2 separate regions of the Homo sapiens genome follow, and region 2 is linked to region 1. Evidence: chromatin loops called from intact Hi-C (ENCODE). Cell type or tissue: gastrocnemius medialis. All regions are shown on one strand.

Region 1 (8,000 bases):
ACTTGAATTGCCCCCATTTAGCAGGTGAAGAAACTGATTGTCAGAACAGTCAAGAAACAGGGCGGGGGGCACGTGGGGCAGATGCAGCCCCTGAAGTCCCTGCCTTGCCACCTCCGCACTCTCGTTTCTTCCTGGGCACCCGGTGTCTTCTAATCCTCCTGAAACACTCCAAGGAAGATAAACATACACTCCAGCCCTAAGCAGCCCCTGGGTCTATCTGCATTGCGCAATGACCTGAAATAGAGAAAGCGAGGCATTTCCAGCCCCAGAGTGCATCTGCTTCCAGCAATGAGATTTTTATCTTCAGTAGAATCACCGGGTGAGGAGAGAGCAATAGAAATGTCTGGAAGGAACATAAGCTCTTTATCAATAGTTTTCTTTCAGAATAAAGGGAGAACAAATGGCTTCTATTTTTCGAATTTTTAAATTCCAATGAAGAAAACAAGAGAAAAATCAGCAAAGTATGAAGTATACTTTAATAAACCTAAGGATAACCCTGGCCACCTCCCTCGTCAGGCGTCACTCAGTCACGGGGAGAGGATGGTGAACATGGAGACTGCAAATGGGGGCCTCTGCCAGGGTCTCCTCTGACTGCAGTTGGCTGTGCCCGGGCCATGCCAAGGGCCTGCCCGAATTTCCTGTCCTTGTGATTACATCTGGATTTTAGTCAAGGACACAGCAGGTGCAAGAGAAAAACCCAATACAGGGTGACTAAGGAGATTCGGGAGAGGAATCGCTCATTGCCCCTTGGTGACACCAGCTGCTGCTGCTTGCAGGGTGAGGAGAGGGGAAAGTCGGGCCTCCTGGGACAGTTTGTTCCACAGCTTGGTAGTAGGAGAGTCTTAATTGCCAGCTTTGATTTTAACTCAAAGAACAATTCAAGGAAGCTGACTCTCAGAGCTCACAACTGTCCCTTTTCCTTTCCCAGCTGGCTTTGCTGGGATGAAAATCTATGAGTCTTGGTTGCACAACACACATAACTGACAGCAGGACGGCAGCCTTCACGGGTTCCTGGGCTTGCCTGTCCACTTCTCTGCCCTCCCTGAGGGACCTGGAAGTTCCGAAATGGCCTGAACCTCCATGCCCTTCATCTTCTTATCCCCAGGGTCTAAGCCCAGCCCAGAGGTGTCCCAATGAGTGGGTGTTTAATGAAATAATGGATTAACACTGAAGTCCAGATTGTAACACAAGGAAACGTGGAACACATGAAGAGAGGCTGTCCCTGTCTGCCAGCTTCAGAGAGAGATGGAGCTGGAGAAAGATCTGTGGATGGCCCCGAACGGAGGGAACCTTGGGGAGAAATGGAAAGGCAAGTGTCTTCTACCTCTCAGTCTTGTCCAGGGCAGGTCCTACAAAGGAGGGTGTCCACCCACAGGGCATGATGTGATCAAGGAGCCTTCACAGAATAGCCTGTGTTTCCAATGGCCTGTGTCACCTCAGCAGACTCCCTTGGTTCAAAGTATAAAAAGAAAGTTCCCCCGTTCCGACAACATTGCCACCGGGGGTCCAGAGCTAGCTTCAGGAGCTTATTTGGGCTTCACAGGAAAAAGAGAGTTTCTGGGCAGCTACATTTGAAGAAAAATTAACCTCCATACTTAAAAATGATAGGAATGAATCCTAAGGGCTTGCGATGGAGAGAAAAAGTTTTGAAAGGACCTAATAAATCCAGGATATCTCATGTTGATGGCCAGGTGGCATGAAATCTTCAGCGTCCTTGCTTAACCAAGGGGCATTCTGAAGCCATGCATTCAGGACAAATCTTAAACATGGTCAGTCATGAAGTCCCCCTGCATGGGAGGGGCTGAGAAAGCTGAGGCAAATATAGGCAGCACAAGCTATTGGGTGAGCATACACTTTTATCATCAGGGCAACATTGTATTATTTGGGACATGTAGTATATAGAGAGAGATGGGTTTGAATCCTTCTTAAGGATACAAAACAGAACACAGAAAAAGAAAGACAACTATCTTAACATTTACCCAAAAAGTGATTTTTCTTTTGGCAACTCCCTGTGAGCCATAATGATTTCAAGATAAAAAGTTCAAAATTAAAAAAAAAAAAAACATTCTGTCTCAGTATGGAGAATGGATGGGAGGGCTTTTGCAACAGTCGAGGCAAGAAATGGCTTGTAACAGAAGTTTTACAGTGGGAGATGGATTTAAAATGCATTTCAACAATAGAACAGGACCTCCTGACAGATTAGATGTTGATGAGGAGGGGGAGGAGGAGGAATCAAGGCTAACTCAGAAGGTGATAGTTTATCAATGGTGGTGATATATCTTTTTTTTCCCTGAAAAAAAAATCCTTGGGAAAAAAGTTCCAATTGGCTGTCACTTCAAAATAACAAACCTGAATAAATATCTTGGAAAAAATGTATCATTAGTAACACTTGAAACCAAAAAAAAAAAAAAGAAAAGAAAAGAAAAAGTAGTTTCAGTCCAGGAATTGAACTGAAGTTAGAAAAATCTGCGTTCTTTTTGTTTTTTGTTTTTGTTTTTTAGCATCAAAATGTGAGATGAGAAGATCTGGGTTCTAATCAAGGTTTTACTACAAATCGTGTGACCCCTTTAGACTCACTTAATTCCCATAGCGCCTCAGTTTCCTCATCTGCAAAAAATGAACTAAATTGAAGAGCTCTGAAATTTTGTAAAACATGTGCTGTTAATTCTGAAGTTGGTTGGCTCCTTTTTACATCCTTACTGACTTTAGTCACGGTAAGTAGCACAATGGCTTGCATTTTCTCCAGATACTAATTCTCAGAACATAAGTTGTTTTTAATTTTGTATCTATGCCATCTTTGCACTCCAGGAAGAGCCCCCCCGTGTGGTTCCCAGTCCTAGAAAATCAGCACCTTTGCAAGGTATCCCAACGAGTGCACGGGCAGTGATAAAATACACCGCGGCTCCAGAGTGCATTTTATCTTGCGTAGGCCTTCCAAGCTCCACATGCTCCGTGCCAGGATTAGCTGAGAGGACACGGGGAAGCCACTGCTGACCAGGCTGAAACTATATCTGGGCTTGGGCTCAGTTGAAGGATACAGTGAGTTCCTTTTAGTGTGTGGCCTGGCCCACTGCCTGGACACACAGCTACATTCAGCCTCGTCTGCTGCTGTAACTAAACCATGTACCTCACTTCCTCAACTATAGGCAGGGTCATTTAGATTGAAGGCTGTATTTTGAGTCTGATTTGATTGACACACTAAATTTATTAAACAGTAGATTTTGTCTATCCATGTCACTATCTCTTATGAAGTGCAAGGAAGGCTCTGTTTTAAGAAGGCATGGCCTCCAGAAAGACACTAGCAAGGACCTCACATGCATAGAAAGGTCTTGAAGAAATCGAAACTCCATCCAAGTTCAAAATAGGCCCACCCCTTCTCCCCCTTTACTCAACAGACATTTGGTGATGTCCTTGCTGGACCTACTGTGTGACGAGCATGTGCCAGGTGGACAGGGAGCAGTGGCCACTTGCAGGGGTCTTGCTAATGCCACTTGTCCTAGAGAGAGACACCCAGAAACTCAGTCCTGGGAACCCTTTCCTCAATGAGCACAGCAAATCACTTTTCAGGTCATATGGAATCAGCTTTTGCAGGCGGTGGTCTCTGGATGACAATAACAGTCAAAGCACAACCAATCTGTCGAAGAGATGTTGCTCTTGCTTCTAGTGAGTAGTGTGAAAGGAAAATAAATCTCAGGACCCCAAAATCACTAAGCCCAAGGGAAAAGTCAAGCTGGAAACTGCATCAGGCAAACCTCCCTCCCATTTTATTCCTAAATAAGATAGCTACAAAGATTTTTTTTTTAAAGCTACCTACATCCCTCACCACTTGCCCACCAGGAAATTCCTTATGGGCCCCAAGATCTTTATCCTAAAACAATTCTGTTGAATTTCACCCTAACAATGTAAATTGATAGATTATCTTCACAGGTGCGGGACAAAGGACAGAACTCAAAGCCCTCCCTCTGCTCACCTGAGACAAATGCATATCTGATTGCTTTCTCTGATGCAAGCATACAGATTCAAGGAACTAGATGAAGGCATAAGTGACTTTTCCTCTAACCCCCTCTCACCTGTAAACTGTGTATTTGGTGAAAAGATGATCAAGGACTCAAAAGAATGCAATCATTTGTCTCTTATCTACCCATACCTTTAAAAAATGCCTTCCTCTTTCCCCAATGTCCACCCTTTCCCCTTTAAATATTGAAGCCTTCAGAATCATCTTTGAAGAAGGCACAGACCTGCCTCCCGGGCGCATGCTCTTAACCTTGGCAAGGTAGACTTTCTAAATTGATTGAGACCTGTCTCAGATACCTTTTGGTTCGTAGTAGAAAATCAGAATATTTGAAAAGAACTAGACCTGAATTTTTATAGTCCAAACAGTCCTACAGAAAAGTTCCTACTCATTTGCCTCCAGTGTTTTGTTTGTTTGTTTGTTTGTTTGTTTGTTTGTTTGCGATGGAGTCTCACTCTGTTGCCCAGTCTGGAGTGCAATGGCACGATCTCGGCTCACTGCAACCTCTGCTTCCTGGGTTCAAGCGATTCTCATGCCTCAGCCTCTGGAGTAGCTGGGACTACAGGCATGTACCACCATGCCCAGCTAATTTTTGTATTTTTAGTAGAGATGGCATTTTGCCATGTTAGCCAGGCCGGTCTCGAACTCCTGACCTCAAGTGCCTCCAGTGTTTTTAAGCTATTTTCCATATTAAATGCTTGCTTTGTGTCAGGCACTGTCTGAAAATTCTCATGTTGGAGCAATTCAGCCTGCATGACAATCCTATGAAACAGGCAATATTATCGTCCCCAGGAGAAAACCGAGGCACAGAGAACTGAAGTAACCTACCCACAGCTAGGAGGTCATCGAATGGGCACCTCCTGCAGTGTCTATGTGTGTAACCATTAGAAAGTCCTGCCACTAGGCCACAGAGCCCTGTGAGCTGTGGAGGTGAGCCCAACAATTGGCTCCCCAACTGCTGATTCTAGCTTGTGTGCTTTCCTAAGCCTAGAGGTAGATGGAAAGAAAAGTAGAGGGCCAGCTCAGTTGCGCTCTGGAGCTGAGATGCAGAAATAGTATTCCACTGGGGAGGCCACCAGGTGTGTCACATTCTTCGCTACATGCTCAGTTTTGTCAGGGATCTGTAGTCAGCAAACTACCAAGAGCACCAACCACACTTGCCTCCAGTCCCTCATGTCTAGCCCTAAGGCAGAGTCCAGACTGCCACACCGAGGTGCCAGCTGACTCCAGAGCGGCCCCTGCCCTGAGAGCTCAGAAGTATCAACACACGGCTGGGCACGGTGGCTCACACCTGTATTCCCAGCACTTTGGAAGGCCGAGGCAGGTGGATCACACGGTCAAGAGATCGAGATCTTCCTGGCCGACCTGGTGAAACCCTGTCTCTACTAAAAATACAAAAATTAGCTGGGCATGGTGGCACGCGCCTGTAATCCCAGCTACTCTGGAAGCTGAGGCAGGAGAATCGCTTGAACCCGGAAGGCAGAGGCTGCAGTGAGCCGAGATTGCACCACCACACTCCAGCCTGGCAACAGAGTGAGACACCATCTCAAAAAAAAAAAAAAAGTATCAACACTCAGATGGTCACTGCCAGACCCTGCTGTTTTCTGCTCATTGCATCATCTCCCACCAGAGGTGACAGGGAAGATGTTTGCTGGGAAGATTTGTAAACTCCTGCATTCTGTAGCGAGAAGACTTGAATTCAGTAGCCAGAGACTTCGGGAGGGTCCCCAAAAGGGAGACACCATCGAGCACCAGGTGGTAGTACTCTGGAGCGCCAGGTGGTAGTACCACATGGAAGCAGCGGCAGCTGACACACAAGCCACTTTTTTCCAGCCCAAAAAAGTGAAGTTTCTAGGGATCAAGTTTCCCAACTGCAGCAACAGTCTACGGAACATGAGGTCACTGAGGAGGGGCCTGTCATGGTGAAGACCCCCCACCCCCTGGGGCAACTGTTCTCCCCTCCCTCTGCCAGGCAGTGATGGACCATTCAACAATGAATGATGCCTGAATGTCCCCTGACATAAGCCAACTCTGCTCCACACCCCTATCAAGGGAGGTGGCCCACATCAGGAAATATAAAAGTAATCATGGGTCAAGTCAGAAGAGTTTTTAAAAATCAAACATCTGTGACATTCAAATCTTTAATTGACCTAAGCTATGGGGTCATTTCTTTCTTAGTGGTTTTATTCCAAAAGCAACTTGAACAGCCAGTGGTTTGGTTTCCCAGAACTAGTGTGGGCAGCCTGAGTCAGTTTCACTGGTGTTCGTGAGCCTGAGCCCAGGGACTCTGAAGGGCCCCAAGTGCCCGCTCAGAGGGAGCCCCCACCAGCTGCCTCATGCCTGCCACATGTCCCGGGTAAATCCCAGGACACCTTGTGGGGAAAATGGCCAACAGTAGGCCTCAGCAACATGTCACAAATTTGTCCAGATCACCTGTGAGGGTGGAGAGGGCAGATCCCAATGGAGTCAGGGAGATCTTCTGGGATTTGCTTCTGAATCCAGACCTGAAAGGCAGGCGTGGTCCGTCTGAATTGCCAAGGTGCTGAGACACTGGGCATGGATGGGTGGTTACTTCAAAATAGTGAGAGCTCTCTGGGCACCCCCTTTCTTCTGCATTTTGTTCCCTGACTGGATACGCTAAAGGCTAACACTCCCCCAGTCAGCGCCCTGATTTTTAAAGCAAAAAAGGAGAAAAAGAGACAAGTCTCAGGAGCAACTTCCCGCAATTCTCTTATGAAATCATCTGAGTTTCTATTTATAACCAGGCCATTGTTCAAATGCCAGCTACCTAAAATTGCAAACATATACACATATTCTCCCTCACCGTCATCAACATTTGACTCTTCTTCTGGGCATTAGCATCACCTAATATACCTTATTATTTATGCAATAAACAATAAGAATTAGAAATGTTGCCAGCACATCACAGGGGCTCAATAATCCTTGTTGAATGATGAATAAATGAATTAATAGATCAACAAAGATCAGGTCACCTGCAAATCCATTCAGAACGCACCTTGGGCTGGGCATTGAGGAGTCCCTTTTCTCCTTGGCTCCCTCCTCACTTTTCTCTTCCAGGACCCCTCAGCCTTGCTGGTTTTAGCCCCTGGCCCCCCAGGGTTCCTGCACAGCTCTTAGTTACTTGGTTTCAACCTGAGAAGCTAAGGTGGCTGTCTGGCCTGAGCTCTGCAGGTGGAAGCCTGAGCTCTTTACAGTGAAATATCCATCAAGTCTCAGTGTAACTTTAATGCATTATTCATCCCACAGAGTCTTTTTTTTTTTTTTTAAGACGGAGTCTCGCTCTGTCACCCAGGCTTGGAGTGCAGTGGCACGATCTCGGCTCCTGACCTCAAGTGATCTGCCCACCTCAGCCTCCCAAAATGCTGGGATTACAGGCATGAGCCACCATGCCCAGCCCTGTCCCACAGAGTCTTGATATCTTCTCCTAAAACAAACAAAAAAATCACAGTAAATGGGAATATTTTGGTGTAGAGGTGAGATGACAGACTGCCCCACCAGGAGTCAGGATTCAGACTCACTCTGCATTCAAGGAACAAGGACTTCATCTTTTTTTCTTCCAGTAATGTGATCACAGCACACTACAGCCTCCATCTCCTGGGCTCAAACAATCCTCCCACCTCAGTCTCCCAAGTAGCTGGGACCTATAGGCGCACACCACCATGCCCAGATTATTTGTTTGTTTGTGTTTCAGTAGAGATGGGGTCTTGCTATGTTGCCCAGGCTGGTCTCAAACTCTTGAGCTCAAGTGATCCTCCCACCTTGGCCTTCTAAAGTGCTAGGATTACAGGCAAAAGCCACTGCGCCCGGCCTCAGAACTTTACCTTAAGGATATGTGTGGGAGTGAGGAAAACAGGACCCTTGTCTGGACCTCATGGAAATCGGGAAAAGCTGGACCATCAGGCTCCTGGGCCCAGGGATGGGCAGCAGCCACTGGGCTTTGGCCTCACGTAGTGCAGAACCCACAGGG
Region 2 (8,000 bases), 120 kb after region 1:
AACCTAAGTCTGCAGACTTGGTTAAGGAAGGGTTGGATGCAAGATCACAAGGGAGGGAGAAAAGGGAGCTGTCCCAGAGAGGCGAGTAATTCGGACCCCGGCACCATGAGGGGTAGCCGAGACTACTGCCAATCTCCAGGGCTCAAATAGAGTCTATTTAAAATCCTGTACTTCAGAAAGTTAACTGGTTTTTCATTGTACATCCTACAGGTATGTGTGTATGTGTGTGTTGTGTGTGTGTGTGTTGTGTACATGTGTGTGTATGTGTGTGTGTATATATATATATCCTATAAAAGCCCTCAAATATTAATATATCAACTGGTTTCAATAATGCTACCAAAAATGTAAGGTGTTCTTCAAGATTAATGTTAAAGAGTACCAAGGGGATTACACGAGGTGTGACAAAAATTAAAGTGTGAAGCACCCCAGGTGTAAGAAAGTGGAAATGACACAGAGTTACCTTCCTCGTTGTTTATTCCCCACTTGGAAAATCCATTTCCAGAGCGTATCTGACTTAGTCCATCTGCACTGCTCTAACAAAATACAAAAGGCTGGGTAATGTATAAAGAACAGATTTTTTTTTTTTTTAGAGACAGGCTCTCGCTCTGTCACCCAGGCTATAATACAGTGGCACAATCATAGCTCACTGTAACCTTGAACTCCTGGGCTCCAGCGATCCTCCTGCCTCAACCTACTGAGGAGCTAGAACTGCAGATGCGTGCCACTAAGCCTGGCTAATGTTAAAAATTTTGCAGAGATGGCATCTCACTATATTGCCCAGATTGGTCTTGAACTCCTGGGCTCAAGCAATTCTCCCACTTTAGCCTCCAAAGAGCTGGGATTACAGGTGTGAGACACCATGCCTGACCATGAACAGAAATTTTTTTCTTGGTTCTGGAGTCCAAGATGAAGAGGCTGGTGGGTTTATTGTGTGGTGAGGACTAGGTGTCTGCTTCCAAGATGATGCCTCCTTGCTGCACCCTCCAGAACACAGTGTCCTCACACAGATCAGAGGAAGGTGAAATGGAATGCTGCATGAAGCCTCTTTCACAGGGGCCTTGATCTCATTCATGAGGGAGGAGCTCTCAGAGCCTAATCACCTCTTAAAGGGCCACCTCTTAATATTATCATTTTAGCCATTAAATTTCAACACCTGAATTTTGGAGGGGACACATTCGAATGATAGCCGTGCCTCAGCTGAAAGCCTGTTCTTTTTCAAGTTATGATTCACATTCATAAAATACCTGCCCCAGAATCACCCCCATGAACTTGTAAAAATGCAGATTCCTGAGAACCCCCTCCAAAGCCACTGACCCGTCATATCTGAGTGAGGTATCACAAGTCACCATAGTTGGGAGCCACAGGCATTAGCCTCTGAGAGCCAGTGCTTCCAAAGGTGTTGAGTTTAAGTAAAGGATGCCATTCCATTATAGATGGTGACAATAAAAAAAAAAAAAGAAGAAGCCTACCACTTCTGTCTGGTCACTGATTTCTGCACATCTTTTGGAGAAAACAATCGTGCATGCTGTGCTTCCTGGCTATGTTACCCCTACTGCAGGCAGGGCACTGTGCTAGGTGCTGAGGATTCAAAGATCTGCAAGACGTAAGAACTACCACTTGGCAGGTAAGACAAAATCATCACAACTGATGATGAGCGAGGCAGATGGCTGCTACAGAAAGACACCCTTTTCCCTGGCTGTGGAAGCCAAGCTCAGCAGCATAAGTGCCAGCGGGGCTGCCCGGACTATGTCAGCGGCACCATTCCTCGGCCACTGCTCATCTTTGCTTCTCCTGAGCCCCTCTGAGAACAGATGGCATTGCTGAGGTCCCTCAGTGTTTCTCAGCACCTGCTGGCACCTCCATTGCAAACAAGACCGTCAAGAAAACCATCTTCCACAACTTTTGTAATCATCCAGGTCTTAACCCATAGAATGTGGCAAGACTGGTCAAAATGTCAAGGAATGGGACATTCTGGCAGGGGAACAAGCCATGCACACCCTCCCTCAGCAAGGGGCAGCTCTCCCCTCCCTGGAGAGGATGGTCACCTGACAACCACGCAGCCACAGCAGGGACACACAAAGCCGGGCATCCAGGCCCTCCTCCACCGTGGCGGCCAGGGGCACACAAAGCCGGGCATCCAGGCCCTCCTCCACCATGGCGGCCAGGGGCACACAAAGCCGGGCATCCAGGCCCTCCTCCACCGTGGCAGGCAGGGGCACACAAAGCCGGGCATCCAGGCCCTCCTCCACCGTGGCGGCCAGGGGCACACAAAGCCGGGCATCCAGGCCCTCCTCCACCGTGAAGGGCAGGGGCACACAAAGCCGGGCATCCAGGCCCTCCTCCACCGTGACGGGCAGGGGCACACAAAGCCGGGCATCCAGGCCCTCCTCCACCGTGGCGGCCAGGGGCACACAAAGCTGGGCATCCAGGCCCTCCTCCACCATGAAGGGCAGGGGCACACAAAGCCGGGCATCCAGGCCCTCCTCCACCGTGACGGGCAGGGGCACACAAAGCCGGGCATCCAGGCCCTCCTCCACCGTGGCAGGCAGGGGCACACAAAGCTGGGCATCCAGGCCCTCCTCCACTGTGGCGGGCAGGGGCACACAAAGCCGGGCATCCAGGCCCTCCTCCACCGTGAAGGGCAGGGGCACACAAAGCCGGGCATCCAGGCCCTCCTCCACCGTGGCGGCCAGGGGCACACAAAGCCGGGCATCCAGGCCCTCCTCCACCGTGGCGGCCAGGGGCACACAAAGCCGGGCATCCAGGCCCTCCTCCACCGTGGCGGGCAGGGACACAGATGTCATGGCCAGATTGCCTCCACATTGGAAAACAGGAGGTGCTTTCTCTCCACCCCGCTACAGCAACCTGGATACCCACCACCAGCCTTCCCACGGCAGCCTGGAAATCAGCAATGTGCCAATCTTAAAGCATCCCATTAGCTTTTACGCCACCTGTTCCCTTCTCACTAATCTCACCGACCCCAGGCCGGCAGCGAATATTCAGTTCAACTCAAACATTTCTTACCTCTCCATGCAAGACAGGTGCCCTCTGGAGCCAGAGCTCTGAGGCCACCTCCAGGGAGTGACTGCGGTGGGTAAGAGGCCCACAGTTTAACTTCCTAGACCAACGACAGTGGCTAGAAAGTCCAGCTGTTCCCATGAATTGGACCTGTGGCAGGTGCAGGGAAGTGCCGCAGGCGGGAGCAGAGCCTCTCACACTGGGCTCCTCCCTTAGTTCTTTCCTCTTCCACAGACTCCCTCATCCCCCACCTCTGGGAGGCCTGAGGTAGGCAGGGGCAGAGACAATCCTTGTAACCTTCTCCAGTCCTTCAACAGAGACTCCAGCCAGTTCCCAAACTCGGGATCTATAGAGGTGCAGCAAGCAGCAGCTGGAGCCTGAGGGGAGGGTGGAAGGTTGTGTTTACTGGAGGGAGGGAGAAGGGAGGACAAGTACATTCCAGCCTTCCTGAGACCCAGGAAGTTCTTGGCATCTTCTGCAAATGCCATTGGCACTGATTAGGCTAGATTTTCACCTTTACAACAACAGCTTTGTAGCTTAGACTCCAGACAAGTAGTGTAGAATAAAATTCCAATTAATTTTAAAAACTCCAACTGTGTTATTCTGACTCGGCCATGAAGTAAGTTTCCACTGAGGCAGTAAATTGTTGTCTCATCTACCTCTGCTGCTTCTGCTACTAGAACAGACACTCAAATCAGATCACAAGTCACAGCAGATGGACAGGGAGAAGGAGAGGCCATGCTTTAATTTTAACAAATGAAGTGATTGAAACACATCTTTACTTTTCAAAGGAAAAACGGTGGCAAATACTAATGGGACAAGTTCTTTATGCTGATCTATGTTTCCATTCCCAGAAAGAGGTGTTAAATGGTACATGATTAAATGGTTAAGCCTCTCCCCAGAGCTTTATTTTCTCCTGAGCAGGGAACAATTTGGATTGAGGAGAACATACTCAAAACAACCTTAGAGATTCAAAAAAAAAAAAAGTCCTTAGAAGAGAAACTAGATTCAAGAATTGGATGCCTTGCTACTACTTCTGCTAAATATTGACATAAAAGAAAGGAGAAACAGAATGTCTCACACCTAGTGGGCGGTCCATAATTATCTGCTGAGTGACTGACTGAATGATTTACTTTGAGTCCCAGTGGCTCTGAACCAGCAAGCTTACACAGATGCTATAAAGGCAAGCAGGGCTGAAGATTTATTGTTGCCCAGTTGCCCTCAATGACCATAAATCTTTGCCAGTTTCTAGGCTGTTCCAGGCAGTACAGCTAGAAGCTCAGAAGGCTTAACAACAGTGTATTGCAATGACTTCCTTTGGAAGGCCCCATTGATGCTCCTATTTATAGAAAGGGGTGAGAGGTCTAGCAGAACTACGGTTTTAGTCTCTCTGACACAAGAGAGGAGAATCCCAGTCCCCCACTCACTGAGACAGGTTCTTCAGCCCAGACAGCGACCAAGCTGCAGAGTGGCAGGTCTTCAGTCCTTGGACACAGCAGAAGATGGGCAAGGGGCATTCAGGCCAATCACTGCCCATGACCTGACACTGCCTTAGAACTGGGAGTTTCCTGTCCTCTGGCCTCCCATAGCTCTGTGGTCCTAGGCATATTAAAACCCATCAAGAATGGGCACAGTGTCTCAGTTTGGGAAGATGAGAAAGTTCGGGAGATGAATGGTGGGGATGGTTGCAAAAAAAAATAGTAAATGTACTTAATGTAGCTGACCTGTACACTTAAAAATGGCTAAAATGTTAAATTTTATATTATGTGTATTTTACAACAATAAAAAAACAAAACAAGGGGCTGAGCATGGTGGTTCATGCCTGTAATCCCAGCATTTTGGGAGGCCAAGGTGGGCAGATCACTTTCAGCTCAAGACCAGCCTGGGCAACATGGTGAAACCCCATCTGTATAAACATACAAAAATTAGCCAGGCATGGTGGTGGGTGCCTGTAGTTCCAGCTACTCAGGAGGCTGAGGTGGGAGGATAGCTTGAGCCCAGGAGGCAGAGGTTGCAGTGAGCCGAGATAGCACCACTGCTTTCTAGCCTGGGCAATAGCGACACTCTATCTCAAAAACAAAACATGTCAATCCAGATGTGTATCAGTTGTCTCCACTAGCAAACTAAGAGCTCCTTGAGGGCAGGAACTGCATTTCATTTATTTTTTTAGCCCCCATGTATAACATGGTATCCACACACACACATATACTGCAATTTGTTATTGAGTGAATAAACCGGAGCTCTCTGCCATGTAAAATGCTTAGGCTTAAAACTACCATAAAACTCATTTTCTGAAATGTTCAAGTTAAGAATAAGAGTAACCCACATAATTGCATGAGTAACCTCCTCTTGAAATTGAGACAGATTTGAAGATGGTCATACAGGTTATATTCAAAAGGCTATAACTAGTAACTGCTCTAGGTATGTAAGTAAAGTACAAAGCAAAAGCAGACACATATTCTTTTTATAACTTTTGCCTTTATCAATTTATTCCAGACAGAATGCCTCCTGGATCAACTGTCATATTTATGAACTGAGTCAATCTCACCTTTAAATCAGTGTCAATAATTGTATTCAACATGTGTAAGTACTCAAACAAGTAGACTTCCCCGGTACTCACTGAGATGCTAAAGAATAACAAACATCAACCCCCAAGCAGTGGTCAAACAAAACAGGGTCTTAAACTATGCAACAAATTATAAGAGCCTCTTTTACGTTTTATAGCTGAACAAGCAAATCATTTTATCAGATTCACCAAGGACAGAACTGTTTGTGCTAAAGGCGAGGTGAGTTAGGAGTAGTCAGAAGCCAAGGTGGTTTAATAAAATGTAAAATATTTTAAATAAAACACTATTTAATCATTTTTGCATCCTACTGGTAGATAATCAAAGAGCTACTCCTTTAATTAATGGAAAAGCATGATTTATAATTGGCATACAAATTGTAGTAGAACATTATTTGGTTCTCTTCACTAAATTACACATGCCACTTAAAATCCTGTTTACAGTATCATTTTGTACATACTCTCAAGAGACAAAACAAACAGGGGTTGCCAAAGAAAGATAAATCTTGGCTCAAGCTGTGTCCAAATCCTTATAAGTGTTTTGAATTTGTTAAGTAACCATTTCTTGGGATAAGTGGAAGGTAACAGAAATGGAAGAGGGATTTAGAGAAAAAAACAAAATAAGAAAACCATGCCCACTGTATTAGTCTGTTCTCACGCTGCTGGTAAAGACATACCCGAGACTGGGTATTCATAAAGAAAAAGAGGTTTAATGAACTCACAGTTCCACATGGCTGGGGAGGCCTCACAATCATGGCAGAAGGCGGAAGGCACTGCTTTCATGGCAGCAGCAAGAGAGAAATGAAAACCAAACAAAAGGAGTTTCCCTTTACAAAACCAGCAGATCTCGTGAGACATTCACTACCATAAGAACAGTATCAGGGAAACCGCCCCCCATGATTCAATGATCTCCCACAGGGTCCCTCCCACAACACGCAGGAATTATGGGAGCTACAATTCAGGATGAGATTTGGGTGGGGACACAGCCAAACCATGTCACCCACATTAGGCATTCAATAAATGCCTGCTGAAGAAGTGGATGGAAGCCAGGATAAGGAGGCTTAGGACAGGGGGCTCCAGAGCTACATCCTATGAATGGTAGAAGGAAATGGGGAATGAGCTTTTATCAAGAGCAGCTGTTCAAAATCAGAATGGGCTTCCTTGCAAGGACATTCCAGATCTGAGTGACCCAGCAGAGGCAGATGTCATCCCCTCCCTCCTCCAGATGTATACAGCTACCTCCCACCCCTCCCTCCTCCCCTTCTCCCAGCCCTGGCCCTCCATCGAGGACTTCAGCATTTACTCATTATCTGCAGGATGCAAGCCAAGTCCATCTTCTCATTTCCGATCTCTTTCCCGTCGTAGCTCTCTTCTTCTTCATCTTCCTTTCTCTTACTCACTCCTGGAAATTCTTTTGAAAATGCAGACTCTGATACAGACATCTACACACTCCAATTCTAATAAAGAAAATGTACTTTTTTTCTTGTTTTCCTGTCTTTCTGAGTAGTGTGGCATTTGGGGACCACTGACATAGGCAACTTTCCATCTAGTGTAGCAGTCTCTGAGATTTTCTCACATGTGAGACATCCTTGTCTCTTCCTCCTCTTTTTCCTCCTCTTTTTCTTCTTCCTGTGTCCTGGAGATGCTGATTAAACAAGCCTTGAGTGACTTTTTAAAGCTCCCTCGGTGATTTGGATAATCAGGAGATTTGGGAAGCACTGGTCTTGGTAACGTCTAAGCTTCCTTCTCTCTATGAATCAAAGCTTGGCCCATATCTGCCAGGAACAGCCTATACAAAAAATGATTTATACTCTGTACTTAAACAACAGAGTAAGAAAAAGATAACTGGGAAAAGAGAACTGATCACTCAGAATATTCCAGGGTCTATCTCCCTCCCACTAAAAGGTCAGCCAAATGTGTGACTGTGCCATGTCATCCTCTAGCACAGGGGTCCCAAGACCCAGGCCATGGACTAGTACCAGTCCCAAAAGATGAGAGGCCCTGAAAGATGAGACACTGTGTGGAAACAGAGAGGGCAAGAAGCCAGACCTGTAGGTGAAGGAACCATCGTGGAAAACCAGCCCAGTCCAGTCTTCGGATGATTCCAGACCCAGCCACCATCTGACTCCGGCTGTGTAAGAGAGCCCAAGAGGGAACCATCCAGCTGAGTCCTATCAACCCCCAGAACCATGAAATATAATAACACATATTGTGTTAAGCTACTGAGATTTGGGGGGTGTTTTGTGGCATGCAACAACAGATACCTGGAGCAGATAGGTAATTTGCCAGTCTGAATTTCCTTTAAAGCACAGTGGTACTGGTCCATGGCCTGTTTGGGACCAGGCCACACAGTAGGAGGTGAACATGGGCAAGAAAGCATTACCGCCTGAGCCCTGTCTCTTGTTGATCAGTGGGAGCA

The links. Hi-C counts contacts between places; a loop is a spot of excess contacts. Peaks named below come from ENCODE experiments on the same cell type or tissue, not always from the same donor. Only the 100,000 strongest peaks of a DNase experiment are listed, where the experiment ranks them.
Region 2: a loop joins it to region 1, with 5 times the contacts of the local background. A loop is called at or near these places in 5 of 110 quality-filtered maps.

Annotation. Positions count from the first base shown.
Region 1 is chr6:150,315,566-150,323,565 of GRCh38, reverse strand. No RefSeq gene overlaps it. Among named protein-coding and RNA genes, the nearest start is that of IYD, 49 kb to the left of the region's middle. In gastrocnemius medialis, no CTCF peak of the experiment used is centred here; DNase peaks (open chromatin) are centred at 895, 985 and 3,005; H3K4me3 peaks cover 651 bases; H3K27ac peaks cover 3,653 bases.
Region 2 is chr6:150,192,458-150,200,457 of GRCh38, reverse strand. All of the region lies in intron 1 of PPP1R14C (protein phosphatase 1 regulatory inhibitor subunit 14C), which reads right to left. Among named protein-coding and RNA genes, the nearest start is that of PPP1R14C, 53 kb to the right of the region's middle. RefSeq lists a silencer at 3,011-3,305. In gastrocnemius medialis, no CTCF peak of the experiment used is centred here; a DNase peak (open chromatin) is centred at 4,237; H3K27ac peaks cover 1,528 bases.